2 separate regions of the Homo sapiens genome follow, and region 1 is linked to region 2. The links are chromatin loops, found by intact Hi-C in ENCODE. Cell type or tissue: MCF 10A. All regions are shown on one strand. Region 1 has its middle 93 kb from the start of LINC01624. Region 2 has its middle 36 kb from the start of PSMB1.

Region 1 (2,500 bases), 340 kb before region 2:
GGCTGGCGGGCGTCGCCTTTGCAGGTGTATGAATACAATCTTCCCACCGTTACTCAGCAGGCACAGGCTCCTGGGGCTCTGCCCCTTCACTGGATGCAGGAGAAAGAATTCTGGGTAGGCAGGAGGGTGCCGGGCTCTGCCAGGGCCATGTTGGCCACGGGCAGGGCAGCCCAGGCCTCTCTGGGCCTGTTTTCTGTCTCGTTTCTTCTCTCCCAAGTGTAGCAGGATTGCAGAGTGGGGTCCTTTCCAGGTCTAAAATCATGTAGCCTCTTGTTTTCCTGCTGTGCATGTGTGGGGAGGGAGATTCAGATGACTGTGCACAGCAGAGGTCTGCAAACGAGAAGACAGGGTGCCTTCGTCTAGGACCCATTTGGGCTGCCACAGGCAAAATGACACATTTCCTGGTAAAGGTGACTGGCACGGCTAGGATCCTGTGCCCTCAGGAACCCAGCGAGCTGGAGCTGGTGTTCAGTAGCTGATGGCGTGGGGCTTCCCTGGCTGGGCCCATGCAGGTTTGCTTAGGCCGGTACACTCGCGTGGGGTCCACACTGCCTGAGGCAGGCACCCCCGCGCCCCATCCTTGTAGGTTTGTAATATGAGCGCCTCCTCCAAGCAGCCCGGAAGCCGGCCAGGCCCTGAATGGGTTCTGGAGAGTCTTGCAGCCCCATCCAGCACATGACCCAGGACAGGGCCACCCAGCTGTCCTCCCCAGCCCCATCCAGCACCCAACCCCACCCTGCATCAGCTGCTCTCCTTGGAACCAAGCTTGCGGGGTGGGGCAAAGGTGACCCCAGCACGCAGCACGGTGCCAGGCATGGAACTGACACGTGATGCCCGTCTGTTTAACGAGTGAACAAAGGCACCAGAGGCTTTCTTCCCTTGAACACCAATCTTCCAACCTAGATTAGCAGCCGAGCGAGAGGTGGCGTCTGAACAGCCTAGATTAGAGGCCGAGCGAGAGGCGGCGTCTGAACAGCACCCTGGGATCAGGCAGCGCACGCTTCCCACATGTGTCTTGCTCGTTCACTAAACAAATATTTGTGCTTGGCACCAGTTGATATGTTGGCATTGTGTTTCATCTGATTGTGTGTTATTTAAAAAACTCCTATTACTAAATCCATTAAGCAACCAAACTGCTAGAGTCACTAGATTAAAATGCATGACACACAACTACAGGAAAATGTCAGGAAATGCAAATCTAGGCAGGCGTCCTCAGACATATCAGCTATGAGGAAACTCTCTCTAGGAGATCTGTGTTTTCCTCCCAAAAGAAGATCATCTTTCCAGAAAAAGAGGATTTTACAGTCAATTTGCTAACATAATATAAATTTGTCTCCTTCCGGGGACTTATATATGTTAGTACATAATTGGTGTCTTTATTGATGGCTGTAAGAACCAATACCTCCAAAATAAACAGAATTTGTACAATAGTAAAGCCATTTAAAAAGGCATGCTCCACTTTATAGAATATAACTTATTAATCACATTTTGAAAGAATAGAAATGCATTCACTCTTAAGATTGCAAGCTGAGCATATGCTGAAGTCTTTCCCCATATGCACATCAAACTGTGAAATGATAGGAAAAAATAGTAAACATATGGAGAGGCATCTGGAAAAACAAAGAACAGGAATTCTCTGAGAATCAGCAGCTCTCAGGAAACCCGGACAGGTTCCATTAAAGATGCAGCTGCCGTTCCAATATTCGCCCACTCCTGGACTGGCTCATGGGAGCACACAGCCACTCCAGGAGTTCCACGCCAGGGAGGAAGGCAGGCAGGTGCATCCTGGAGAGCACACGGGAGTTCCCCAGGTCCCAGTAGAAGGGGCTGGCTTTCCAACTGCTACCGATCCCCTTACCCAGGCTGGGAAGCTGGCAGAGGGGTCAGGACCAGGCAGAGCAGCAATTGGGCCAGGGAGAGGAGGCCGCGCCAGAGATGTGCTGGGGAGGCCTGAGCCAGCCCAGAGAGCAAGGTTCAGAGGTCAGAGGCCACTCATCTCCCACTCTCCCTGGGATAACCCAGAACTCAAGCCCCAAAAGGTGACTTTTCTGGCAGGCTGTGTACGGGGGAATAACTACCTCAAAGACGACCCCACAGTCAAATATAGTCAGACGTCTGAAGCATCAACGCCATGAAGACAAGATTACCAAAGAATTTGCACTTGAGAAAACTGAGCTAATAGCACCACCGAAACAGAACATTTAAAGTGTAAGCAATAGCCTCAGAGAGCCAAAAGGAACATGCAGTATCTGCGACTCAGGAATGGAAAGTTATGAGTAAGAACCAATTAGAAATACAGGAAATTAAGGATACATTTGTTGAAACTTAAAAATTCAAATTATGCTTTGAATTTTAGAATGAATATAACAGCACTGTGAGTAAATGAGCTTTAAAAACAAGCAGAGAGATTTTTCCAGAATGTCAGAAATCTAGATGGTGTTAAAGTTGAAAGACATGAAAGATTAACTGAACACACATGTTCGCTCTGGCTCTTGGAGGA
Region 2 (2,500 bases):
AAATAACAAAAGTGATTGGTTGGCTATACATTTTTCTTTGTATCACAAATTCCATGAACATGAAGATTATGGATGAGAGTTACATTGTGCAACTTGTGGTAACATTTTAGGTAATTTATCAGCTAGCCTGGAAACTAGAAGAAAGGGAAAAAAAATCAAAATGCCTTTAAAAACTTGCCCCCAGGTATGGCTGCAGAGGACATGATTAGAGTCTCATGTTTATGTCTCTCTGCGTCTGATACATTTTCCATATCAGGCCAGGCATGGTGTTTCATGCCTATAATCCTAGCACTTTCGGAGGCTGAGGTGAGAGGGTCACTTGAGAATGGGAGTTCAAGACCGCCCTGGGCAACACAGTAAGATCAAGATCCTGTCTCCACGAAAGAAAGAAAAAAAGAAAAGAAGGAAAGATTGATTTAAAAATTACTTGACATGACGGTGCATGTCTGTAGTCCTGGTTACGCAGGAGGCTGGGGCAGGAGGACCACTTGAGCCCATGAGTTCAAGGCTGTAATAAGTTATGATCATGCCACTGTACTCCACTACAGTGTGGGTGACAGAGTAAGGCCCTGTCTCTCTCAAAAAAAAAATTCATATCTCACATTCCTCAGACGCTCTGAGACATGTTCTCAATCATTAGGAAAAAAGAAAGAACAAGGAAAATAGTAAAAATATAGATTAAAAAATACATTTTCCTTCTCCTCTTGAATATTCTAAATTATGTTTGATAGTTGAAGCAAAAATTATAACCCTAACTGATGTGGTTGTAAATACACATGGAGGAAATATTTCAGACAATTACATTAAACATATTATTAATATCAAATATTTATGATTATTAAATTATAAATGAGGAGGGTGAGGTGACATAAAGGAGGTCACCTTTTTTCCTACTTTTCACGGGAGCTGGTAAAATGCTAACACAGATAGACCGTGTTTTGTGTAATAAGTAGAAAAGCGATACCAAGAGATAAACTAAACAGTGCAATACATAAATCAAAGTGGAATTGTAAAACAAAAATATTCAAGAAATATATAGGAAGGTAGGGATAACAGAAAAACAAAACAGAGGGAAATAGCAGAAAATTTAAAAAAAGATGGCAACTTCAGACCTAATGTATCAACAATTTCATTAAATGTAAGTGCTCTAAATAAACCAGTTAAAAGGAAGAGATTGGCAGAGTGAATTAAAGCATGACCCAAATATACACTGTTTATAAGAAACTCACTTCAAATACAATGATACAGGGAGATTGAAAGTAAAAGGATGCTTGTGCTTGCCATTGGTGGACCTGTAGGCAGACCTGCCCAGTCCAGGCCTGCCCACTGTGGCCCCCATTCCACCCCCTAGGGCTGAGCAGGGAGCTCAGACCACTGTGCAATCCAGAATCACCCCATTGCCTGAGGCAACGGTAAGCTTCGGCCACTAAAGAAGGATCAAGTATAGACCCAGCCACGTTGGCTGCTGCTGGCTCTTACCTATAAGTGCCATCTACTGGATTGTAGGTCGAACTGCACAGCCCAATATAAAAGCTGAAAGAAGTGCACAGGGCTATAGAAATAAAGCCAAAAGACCCTACCCAGCATTCTCTACAGTTGCACCCCTAGGGAGGGGGTAAAGGGAAAAGGAAAGAAAACTAATAATACTACTATAGTAAAAGAAAGAAAAAGATAAGAATCCTGGATGAAAATATTCACAAAAATTAGAAGTGTCAACATCTCCAGATGAGAAGGAACCAGCACAAGAATTATGACACCATGAAAAATTTGAATATAGTGATTCCACCAAAGAATTGAACTAGCTTTCCAGCAATGATCTATAACCAAAATGGAAACTCAAAAATGACACATAAAGAATTCAAAGCATGGATTGCAAGGAAGCTGAATGAAATCTAAGACAAGGTTGAAAATCAACACAAAGAAACTTTCAAAGCAATCCACGAAATGAAGAAAGAGACAAACATCTTCCAAAGGGGGAAATCAATTAGACCTTCTGGAATTGAAAACTCACTTAAGAAATTTTAAAAATACAATTGAAAGTTTTATCAATAGACTGGACCAAGCAGAAGAAAGAATTGCAGAGCTTGAAGACCAGTCTTTTGAACTAACCCAGTCATACGAAAATAAAGAAAAGAGAATTTTTAAAGATGAACAACATCTTCAAGAACTAAGAGATTATGCAAATAGACCAAACTTATAAACTATTGGCATTCCTGAGAGAGGATAAAAAGTAAATAATCTGGAAAACATATTTGAGGGAATCATTCAAGAAAATTTCCGTATTCTTGCTGGAGAAGTAGACATGCAGATACAAGAAATCCAGAGAACACCTGTGAGAGACTATACAAAACAAATATCACCAAGGCATAGAGAGTCATGAGACTGTCCAAGGTCAACTCTAAAGAAAAAATCTTAAAGATAGCTACAGAAAAAAGTCAAATCACATACAATGGGAACACTATCAAGCTAACAGTGGACTTTTCGGCAGAAACCTCACAAG

What was found. Hi-C counts contacts between places; a loop is a spot of excess contacts. Peaks named below come from ENCODE experiments on the same cell type or tissue, not always from the same donor. Only the 100,000 strongest peaks of a DNase experiment are listed, where the experiment ranks them.
Region 1: a loop joins it to region 2, with 6 times the contacts of the local background. A loop is called at or near these places in 2 of 110 quality-filtered maps.

The regions. Positions count from the first base shown.
Region 1 is chr6:170,178,231-170,180,730 of GRCh38, forward strand. No RefSeq gene overlaps it. Among named protein-coding and RNA genes, the nearest start is that of LINC01624, 93 kb to the right of the region's middle. In MCF 10A, no CTCF peak of the experiment used is centred here; DNase peaks (open chromatin) are centred at 391 and 1,051.
Region 2 is chr6:170,515,724-170,518,223 of GRCh38, forward strand. No RefSeq gene overlaps it. Among named protein-coding and RNA genes, the nearest start is that of PSMB1, 36 kb to the right of the region's middle. In MCF 10A, a CTCF peak has its summit at 1,507 (motif pointing left); a DNase peak (open chromatin) is centred at 1,468.